2 separate regions of the Homo sapiens genome follow, and region 1 is linked to region 2. Evidence: read pairs that join two places in POLR2A ChIA-PET (ENCODE). Cell type or tissue: GM12878. All regions are shown on one strand. Each heading gives the region's core, and the rest is flanking DNA. Links, peaks and the distances in the headings are about the cores only.

Region 1 (5,374 bases), core at 149-5,148, 500 kb after region 2:
TTTTTTGAGACAGAGTCTCGCTCTGTTGCCCAGGCTGGAGTGCAGTGGTGCAATCTCAGCTCACTGCAACCCCCACCTCCCAGGTTGAAGCAATTCTCATGCTTCCACCTCCCAAGTAGCTGGGATTACAAGCATGAGCCACTGTTTTTGAGACAGGGTCTCACTCTGTTGCCCAGGCTGGAGTGCAGTGGTGCCATCATGGCTCACTACAGTCTCAACCTCCTGGGCTCAAGCAATCCTCTCCTCCTACCTGAGCTCCCTGAGTAGCTGGGCATACAGGTGCGCACTACCACACTGGCTATTTTTTTTTTTTTTTTTTTTTTTTTGTAGAGATGGGGGTCTCCTTATGTTGCCCAGGCTAGTTTTTTTTTTTTTTTTAACTTTTGTACCTTTTGTATTTTTAGTAGAGACTAATTTTTGTATTTTTAGTAGAGATGGGGTTTCACCATGTTGGGCAGGCTGGTCTCAAACTCCTGACCTCGTGATCCGCCCGCCTTGGCCTCCCAAAGTGCTGGGATTACAGGCGTGAAGCACCGCGCCCCGCCTGCCCAGGCTAGTTTTAGAACTCCTGGGCTTAAGTCATCACCTGTCTCAGCCTTCTAAAGTGCTGAGATTACAGGCGTGACTCACTATGCCCACCTAATTACTATATTTTTGATAAAATAATTAATGCTTTTAATTTTTCCCTTTAATTAATTAGATATTTTTCATATATTTTGGTAGAAAATATTACACAGAATGTGAAAACGTACGGACACATGATTACATAGAAACAGATTCCCTAGCTTTCATTTTGAAATTTTTGTCATGAGACAGTACAATATAGTAATATACGCTTGCCAGTTTATAAAAGGACAGTTGGATCCAATTTCTGACAAAATGAGACCCGTTCGTGTGGCTGAGCATTATTTGACCCCATAGGTAATCTTATGAAGGCTGAAGATCAAAATTTTGGGTAAAGCAGCGTCTACAGCAGTTTGATTTAAAATATCTTTTTAAAATCCTTTTATTCCATATCAAATGAGTTTAGAGGTTAAATATTCAAATGTTCACATTTCAGTTAGGACTAGCTGAATTGTATGAGAAAAACAGAATTTCCAGTGGCCAATCTGGTTTGCTTGATTAGTCAGCACAGGTGGAGAGGCACTTTTCAAAAAGATATTTACAGTTGTTTTTTTTCCTCAGCTTTTTCTGGATTGTACATGACAGACAAAGCCAAATTTTTATGCTGGACAGAGATACCTTATGTGATTGCTGTGTGCTCAAGAGTTTGACCTGTTTGATCTGAGAACCTAACTTTCACAAACATTGATCTAGTTCTTTCCTTTTTAGACTATCAATCTTTTAATTAACTGTTCCGTCACCCTAAGCAATTGTCAGCTAGGCAAACCTCCATACATGTTTCTGAAAGGAATGACTCCTAAGTGTACAAGGCTAGGTTTTTGGTTGCCATGGAGCTGTTGTAATTTGAAAGCACCCTTTTTTCTTTTCTTTTTCTTGGCTGAAATGCCCTAAGGAAAAGTTATAAACAGCTTTTGAAATCACCAATGTTAGATTATCTTTTTTTATTCTTATTTTTTTGAGACAAGATCTCACTCCATCGCCCAGGCTAGAGTGCAGTAGTGTGTCACGGCTCAACGCAGCCTTGAACTTCCAGGCTCAAGTGATCCTCCCACCTCAGCCTCCTGAATAGCTGGGACCACAGGTGTGTGCCTCCACGCTAGCTACCTTTTTGTATTTTTAATGTAGGGTTGGGGTCTGATCAGGTTGCCCAGGGTGAAATTATCTTAATACAATTATCTTAATACAAGTGAAGAAGCTGGCTGGGCACGGTGGCCACGCCTGTAATTCTAGCACTTTGAGAGGCCAAGATGAGTGGATCATGTGAGCTCAGGAGATAGAGACCAGCCTGAACAACATGATGAAACCCCATCTCTACAAAAATTAGCCAGGCGTGGTGGCAGGTGCCTGTGTTCCCAACTCCTTGGGAGGCTGAGGTGGGAGGATCGCTTGAGCCCAGGAGGTTGAGGCTGCAGTGAGCTGAGACTGCACCACTGCACTCCAGCCTGGGTGGCAGAGTGAGACCCTGTCTCAAAAAAAAAAAAAAAAAAAAAGAAGAAAAAGGCCAGGTGCGGTGGTTCACACCTGTAATCCCAGCACTTTGGGAGGCCGAGGCAGGCAGATCATGAGGTCAGGAGATCGAGACCATCCTGGCCAACATGATAAAATACAAAAAATTAGCCAGGCATGGTGGCGCATGCCTGTAGTCCCAGCTACTCGGGACGCTAAGGCAGTGGAATTCCTTGAACCCGGGAGGCAGAGGTTGCCGAGATCGTGCCAGCCTGGTGACAGAGCAAGACTCCGCCTCAAAAAAAAAAAAAAGAAGAAGAAGAAGAAAAAGCCAACAGAGTCAGCAGAGAGGAGGAAGAAAAGAAAAGCAGATAGAGAAGTTAGGCGCCTCTACATACCAGTGTTTTAGTTTTATTTATTTAATTTTATTTTTTATTTTAATTTTATTTTTTTGAAACAGGGTCTCACTCTGTTTCCCAGGCTGGCCTTGAATTCCTGGGCTCAAATAATCCTCCTGTCTTGGCCTCCAAAAGTGCTGGGATAACAGGCATGAGCCACCGTGCCCAGCCCCAATTCCTTTTAAAGGTGATTTTGTTTCGGGTCTCACTTATTTTTTTTTTCTTTTCTTTTCTTTTTTCTTTCTTTCTTTCTTTTTTTTTTTTCTGAGACAGCCTTGACCCCTGGGCTCAAGCCATCCTCCCACCTCAGCCTCCCTAGTAGCTGGGACTACAGGTGTGCACCACCACACCTGGCTAATTAATTTTTTTTTTTTTTTTTAGAGACAGGGTCTTGCTGTGTTGCCCAGGATGGTGTCAAATTCCTGGGCTCAAGTGATCCTCCTGCCTTGGACTCTCAAGTGCTGGGATGACAGGTGTGAGCCACCACGCCCAGCTGTAGGTCCCACTTCTGACTCTAGTTATGTCATCCTAAATAACAGGCTCTCTGAGAGAAAATGATATTTATTCTGGAATGCGTTGCAGTGGGAATGCATGTGCCATGGTAAACTGTATGGTAAACTGTGTGCATATACAGGGAGGCAAAAGAAGGCAAAGGTTTTTCAAGGAAAAGTGAAGAGGATCACCTAATTGTTTTGAGAGAATTCTCCTTGGCTACAAGGATCGATAACAAGGGTGACCTCAGTATGAGGTTGGACAGGGTTAGGGTTAAGTTGCTCAGCTGGGTGCGGTGACTCACGCCTATAATCCTAGCACTTTGGGAGGCTGAGGCGGGTGGATCACCTGAGGTCAGGAGTTCAAGAGCAGCCTGGCCAACAAGGTAAAACCCTGTCTCTACTAAAAACACAAAAATGAGCCAGGCGTGGTAGCGCATGCCTGTGATCCCAGCTACTCAGGAGGCTGAGGCAGGAGAATCGCTTGAACCTAGGAGGCGGAGGTTGTGGTGAGCCAAGATTGTGCCACTATACTCCAGCCTGGGTGACTGATCCAGACTCCGTTTCAGAAAAAAAAAAAAAAAAAAGTCAGCCGGGCACGGTAGCTCACGCCTTTAATCCCAGCACTTTGGGAGGCTGAGGCAGGTGGATCACTTGAAGTCAGGAGTTCAAGACCAGCCTGGCCAACATGGTGAAACCGTGTCTCTACTAAAAATACAAAAATTAGCTGGGTGTGGTGGTGCACACCTGCAATCCCAGCTACTTGGGAGGCTGAGGCAGAATCGCTTGAACCCAGGAGGCGGAGGTTGCAGTGAGCCGAGATTGCGCCACTGCGCTTCAGCCTGGGTAACAAGAGCGAAACTCCGTCTCAAAAAGTTGCTGGGCAGATGTCCTTGCAGTATTTTTTTTCTGTGGAAAGCTGTGGTTTCTGCATTTGCAGCCTTCCCCAGCTCTGTTTTTTGTTTTTTAACACAAGTGACTCCATTTTGATTCTGACAACTGTCATGGCAAGGAAGGCTGCCATGTTGGAAAATGAAGCCAATACAGAGAGAAAAACAAAGCCAAGAGGTGGAGAGAGCCCAAGTCCCTTGGGCTTCGGGGTCCATTACAGGAACAATGCATTCTGCCATCCTCCCTTTTTTTTTTTTTTTTTTTTTGCTTATGCCAGTTTGAGTTTGAATTCTGGCATTGTAAGTGAGGACATCCTAACTCCTAAAGGGCAGGCCCAGGGGGCGATACCCCTGGCAAAACAGGACCGTGGGATATGTCAAGCTTACCTCCTCTTTGGGAAGTCAGGCAGGCTGTGCTCCATGCCATCAGCTTCCTAGCCTGTGTTGGGCTGTGACACTGGTGACCCCAGTGAGGGTGCAGCCCCATGAAGAGGTAGAGGCTGTCACTGTGGCTCACTACGGTGTTCCTGGACCAGTTCAGGCACTTGGTGAATGTTTAGTGAACAAATGAGCTGAAGGAACAAATGGAGGAAGGCTGGGCAATCACAGCAGTTGCTGGAGAAGTGTCGGGGAGCCCAAGCCCCTCCCAGCCTGGCAGTATAGACACTCCGTGAGTTTCCGTTTCATTTAGGGGCAAGCTAGTAACCTCGTGGAATTGTACTTATCTGGCTTGTAGTCTTGCTACACCGGGAACTCTCCTATCCCCACTAGGGACCTTTACTTTTTTGTACAGTGGGGACAATGGCCACACTTACTGGCTAGGGTTGTGGTGAGGTGTTACCTATGGTATAACTGAGGTATTGATGCAAGAAGGAAGTTGAGATTTGTATCAACATATGGGACCATGTGGGTACAGATGAGACAGCACTGGTCACATGTCGATCACTAGAGGGATGAGCACATCAGAGTTGATGACAGTCATCTGTTGGTATCCGATAGGTATTTGTTCCAGGGCACCCTATAGCTGCCAAAGTCCAGGGATGCTCAAGTCCCTGATATAAAATGGATACATTATAGTTATACATATTTATTCCCATAGATTTTTTTTTCTTTTGAGATGGAGTCTCGCTCTGTCACCCAGGCTGGAGGGCAGTGGTGCAATCTCAGCTCACTGTAAGCTCCGCCTCCCGGGTTCAAGCGATTCTCCTGCTTCAGCCTCCCGAGTAACTGGGACTACAGGCGCCCGCCACCATGCTCAGCTAATTTTTCGTATTTTTAGTAGAGACGGGGTTTCACCGTGTTAGCCAGGATGGTCTTGATCTCCTGACCTCTTGATCTCCTGACCTTGTGATCCGCCCACCTCGGCCTCTCAAAGTGCTGGGATTACAGGCGTGAGCCACTGTGCGCCCAGCCCTTTTTTCTTTTTTTTTGAGACGGTGTGTCACTCTGTCGTCCAGGCTGGAGTGCAGTGGCGTGATCTCGGCTCACTGCAACCTCCACCTCCCAGGTTCAAGTGATTCTGCCT
Region 2 (5,374 bases), core at 197-5,196:
CTAAGTGCAAAAACACACACACACAGAAACTGGAACAACCGAACTGACCCTTTGGGGAGGCTGGCGAAATAAATGACATGGAGTACATTCATACAGCTCTAAAAAAGGACAAAAGTCAGGGACATCTGTGTCCAGGGAACACTCTCGATTTGTCTTGTTAAGTGAAACTGGCGAGGCGTGGAATCATGAGAGAAGCGTGAGTAGAGGGGACTTAAACCAGGGACTGGTGGCCACAGCTAGTGTTAGCCAGGGGACTGGAGGCTGGGAGACTGAGAAGGAGATTTTCTTACTTCGTACGTGTCTGTACTGTTTGGATTTTTTTTTTTTTTTTTTTTTTGAGAGGGTATTTTTTAAAAGGAAAAGCTTGTTTTGTTTTTCTTTTTAAAAAATAGGCTCTAAAAATTCTGGAGAGAAATAAAAAAGGCAACATGGTGGCCGGGTATGGGCGTCTCTTCTGATTCCAGGCTGGTTGGCACTGGCCACCTTGCTCAATGGTTGCCTTAGAAACCGGCCTAGCGAGGGGGTGTCAGTTGTCTCTGGTAGCCATTAAGGCAGTGACTCAGCAGAAAACCCAACCCAAGAGGGAGTTGTTCATTCACTGACTTTCCTTCTCTCCCAGAAAAGCATGGGTGAGGCCATTTCTGTTACATTTGCGATCGGGTGGCAGCTGCTCCGCCGTGAAGGCGGTAGCGAGAAGTCTGCCCGCTCCTCCAGCCTCTCACTAGGTGAGTGGCGTCTCTGTGCTGCCCTGTCCCTCAGAAACCACAGGTTCCGGTCCCTCTGCCAGCCTGTCCCCTGTCTCTCCCCTCCCGCTGACAGGGTGAAACCAGCTTCCGCTCACAAGCACTTGCTGGGGGTTGCCACAGGCATGGCTCTTGGGGAGATCTTTAGTAAAAAACCCAACCAAACATCACGAGTGGAACCGAGTGTGGATCATAAACTCAACTGAGAGAAAAGCCAAGGGACGCATGTGGGCAAAATACACAGAAAACCCAGCATGGGCGCGGGGGCTCTCGCCTGTCATCCCATCACTTTGGGAGGCCAAGGCGGGTGGATCACTTGAGGTCAGGAGTTCGAGACCAGCCTGGCCAACATGGTGAAACCCCATCTCTACTAAAATACAAAAATTGGTCGGGCATGGTGGTGGACACCTGTAATCCCAGCTACTCGGGAGGCTGAGGCAGGAGAATTGCTTGAACCGGGGAGGCGGAGGTTGCCGTGAGCTGAGATCACACCACTGCACTCCAGCCTGGGTGACAGAATGAGGCCCTGTCTCAGAAAAAAAAAAAGAATCACGTGCTGAGACATGCTACAACACAGATGAACCCCAAAATCATAATGCTAAGTGAAAGAAGCCAGACACGAAAGATCCCATGAGTATTATCCCATTTATATGGAGTGTTCAGAGTAGGTGAATCTATAGAGACAGAAAGGAGATGAGTGACTGCCTCAGCTGGAAGGGAAAATGGGGAAGAAATGGGTAGTGACTATTAAAAGGTATGGTGTTTTTTTTTCTTTGTTTTTGTTTTGTTTTGTTTTGTTTTATTTTGTTTTTTTGAGATGGAGTCTCGCTCTGTCACCCAGGCTGGAGTGCAGTGGCATGATCTCGGCTCACTGCAACCTCTGCCTCCTGGGTTCCAGCAATTCTCCTGCCTCTGCCTCCTGAGTAGCTGGGACTACAGGCGCCCACCACGATGACTGGGCAATTTTTGTATTTTTAGTAGAGATGGGGTTTCATCGTGTTGGCCAGGTTGGTCTCAAACTCCTGACCTCAGGTGATCCACCCACCTCGGCCTCCCAAAGTGCTGGGATGACAGGTGTGAGCCACCACGCCTGGCCAGTGTTTCTTTTTGGAATGATGAAAATATGCTCAAATAGAGTGCTGGTTGCACAAGTCTGTAAATCTATTAAAAACACGGAGTTGCACACTTCAAACAACTGAACCTTGTGGCGTGTGAGGTAGATGTCTTAACACAGCTGTTAAAAAGCCCAGGATAGCTGGGCACAGCGGCTCAGCTGTAATCCCAGTACTTTGGGGGGGCTGAGGAAGGAGGATCGCTTCAGCTCAGGGGCTTGAGACCAGCCTTGGCAACCTAGCGAGACCCTGTCTGTACTAAAAATAAAAATAATTAGCTGGGCATGGTGACATGCACCTGAGGTCCCAGGTACTCGAGAGGCTAAAGCGGGGGCTGTGGGCAGGAGAACAAGGCTGCAGTGAGCTATGATCACGCCATTGCACTCCAGCCTGGGCAACATAATGAGATCCTGTCTCAATAAACACATGAAAGAGACACATACTGTTATTTCAAACTTCACTCAAAATACACTGCCTTCTATGTGCTGGGACCCAGAGAGGGTTTGTGGCATGTTTGTAGGAATAAGTCCGGATCAGAACGGAGCTGAGAATGGGTGTTCACTCGTATTCTTCAATGTCTCCTATTGAGATGATGTTATCCACTTGTTATTTTCTTGACCCTATTTTCTGCCAAGAAATAAAGTAATTTGAGAGAGAGAGAGAGAGCGAGATCTAACGTGGAAAAACAGATCTGCAGGAAGGCATGGAACGCACTAGAAAGGTAAAAAATGGGCTGTTTAGACCAACACTAATAGTGTCCTTTGGGATTTAAAATATACGAAAACAAGAGCACCCGAGGCCCGGCGGAAACACAGTCTCGCTGCTGGGAGGCTCTGGCGTTGCTTGAGCCACTGCACCGCAGACTCAATCCCTAGGGTAACTGCTGGAGTAATAATGAAAAGTGACACTGAGAAAAGGCAAAAAAAGAGAAAGAAAGTAACCAACGACAGATGGGACAACAGAGAACAAATGGTAAGCTGGTCCTCACACACAGCCAGAGCAGGAGGGTGGCGGGGGTCAGGGTCTAATGGTGTGGAGGAGGAGGAGGAGGATGTTGAGGGTGAAGAAACAAAGCCCATGCCCCCGAGTTGTACACTTATAAATAGTTAAACAGATGAATATTATGTTGTATATATTTTATCACAATAAAAGATCTCACATACAGCCATATTGGCAAATCCATTAAAATGAAAATGGATAAACACACAAAGATTGCCGGGCTGGCGTAGAGGGAAAATAAAACCAATCAATCAATATGCTGCCTCAAAGAGACATTCTTTCTTTCTTCCTTTCTTTCCTTCCTTCCTTCCTTTCTCTCTTTCTTTCTTTTTTGACAGAGTCTCACTCTGCTGCCCAGGCTGGAGTGCAATGGCGTGATCTCAGCTCACTGCAACCTCCATCTCCCGGATTCAAGTGATTCCCCTGCCTCAGCCTCCTGAGTAGCTGGGATTATAGGCGTGCACCATCATACCCCACTAATTTTTGTATTTTCACTAGAGACAGGGTTTTACCATGTTGGCCAGGCTGGTCTCAAACTCCTCACCTCAAGTGATCTTCTCACCTCAGCCTCCCAAAGTCCTGGGATTACAGGAATGAGCCACCGTGCCCGGCTGCATTTTATTTTATTTTATTTTATTTTTGAGATGGAGTCTTGCCCTGTTGCCCAGGCTGGAGTGCAGTGGCGTGATCGCCGCTCACTGCAAGCTCCGCCTCCCGGGTTCACGCCATTCTCCTGCCTCAGCCTCCCGAGTAGCTGGGACTACAGGTGCCCGCCACCACGCCCGGCTAACTTTTTGTATTTTTAGTAGAGATGGGGTTTCACCATGTTAGCCAGGATGGTCTTGATCTCCTGACCTCGTGATCCACCCGCCTCGGCCTTCCGAAGTGCTGGGATTACAGGCGTGAGCCACTGCGCCTGGCCCATTTTATTTCTTAAAAACAGCTTTTTTTTTTTTTTTTTTTTTTTTGACAGAGTCTCACTCTGTCGCCCAGGCTGGAGTGCACTGGTGCCATCTTGACTCACTGCAAGCTCCATCTCCTGGGTTCACGCCATTCTCCTGCCTCAGCCTCCCAAGTAGCTGGGACTACAGGTGCCCGCCACCACGCCTGGCTAATTTTTTGTATTTTTAGTAGAGACAGGGTTTCACCATGTTAGCCAGGATGGTCTCGATCTCCTGACCTAATGATCTGCCTGCCTCGGCCTCCCAAAGTGCTGAGATTACAGGCGTGAGCCACTGTGCCTGGCCAAAAACAGCTTTATTGAGGTATAATTGACATAAAATAAACTGCACATTTAAAGTGAACAGTTTGAAAGTTATATCTGCCAAACCATCAACACAATCGAGAATGAACCCACCAGGCCAGGCGTGGGGGCTCACGCCTGCAGTCCCAGCTACCTGGGAGGCTGAGGTGGGTGGATCGTGTGAGCCCAGGAATTCGAGACCAGCCTGGGCAACATGGCAAGACCCCATCTCTACAAAAAATACAAAAACTGGCCGGAACTGGGATCTGGAAGGCGGAGGGGACGCAGTAGGCATTTGTGCACTGTGAGTCCTGGTGTGGGGCCATCGCAGCACTGCCAGCTCCCATCAGGTCTCCCTGATCAGATGTTCCAACATGTGTATACAGATGTGTACAACACCCAAGAGAAATGAGTGTGTATGTGCAGCAAGACAGATTCGGAAATGTTCATAACAGCTTTATGCCAGCCCCAAACTCAATCCAAACGCCCAAGAGTAGAAAGAGTCAAATGCGGCCCATTCTTACAATGGAACGCTACCTGGGAAGGCAAAGCAATCGCTTAGCGCTACTCACGGCTGCAACAGAACAACAGTGCAGAGCAATAGCAGGCAGACGCGAGTTCGTACCACGTGTGTTAATCCATTCTCACACTGCTGTACAGAAATAGCCAAGACCGGGCAATTTATATAGAAAGGAGGTTCAATGGGCTCACGGTTCTGCAGGCTGTACAGGAAGCATGGCTGCATCTGCTTTTGGGGAAGCCTCAGGAAGCTTCCAATCATGGCGGGAGGCAAAGGGGGAGCAGGCACATCAGATGGCCACAGCGGGAGCAAGAGCCGGACAGTGGAGGTAGCACACACTGTTAAACAACTATCATGAGAACAGCACCCAGGGATGGCGCGGAAGCATTCATGAGAAATCTGCCCCCATGACCCAGTCACTTCCCACCAGGCCCCGCCTCCAGCACTGGAGATTGGGGCAGGGACACACATCCAAACTAAATCACGACACAATCTCATTGACATGAAATTCCAGAACATGCAAAACTATCTATGTGTTTAAAGCCAGGTTTGGATGTTCTCTGGTGCTACTCTCATCAAAAAAGGCGGCCCACAGCGCCTCTCCCCTTGCATACACTGGCCTCAGAGGCTTGCGTCTAGTGAGCAGGCTGCCGGGGAAGTGGCAGCACCTGATCCCCAGGCCAGGCCATCAGATGACGTGGCCTCCGCTGGGCTTTCTAGCTTGAGATGCTCCCCGGAGAACCCAGCCTCACAGGCA

Evidence for each region. Peaks named below come from ENCODE experiments on the same cell type or tissue, not always from the same donor. Only the 100,000 strongest peaks of a DNase experiment are listed, where the experiment ranks them.
Region 1: POLR2A ChIA-PET joins it to region 2 with 5 read pairs; 2 of 35 experiments call an interaction of 5 or more read pairs at or near these places.

Annotation. Positions count from the first base shown.
Region 1 is chrX:154,498,389-154,503,762 of GRCh38, forward strand. No RefSeq gene overlaps it. Among named protein-coding and RNA genes, the nearest start is that of SLC10A3, 10 kb to the left of the region's middle. In GM12878, for the core only: no CTCF peak of the experiment used is centred there; no DNase peak of the experiment used is centred there.
Region 2 is chrX:154,001,784-154,007,157 of GRCh38, forward strand. No RefSeq gene overlaps it. Among named protein-coding and RNA genes, the nearest start is that of IRAK1, 15 kb to the right of the region's middle. RefSeq lists enhancers at 488-632, 585-634 and a cis regulatory region at 555-565. In GM12878, for the core only: no CTCF peak of the experiment used is centred there; DNase peaks (open chromatin) are centred at 759 and 2,743; H3K27ac peaks cover 2,521 bases.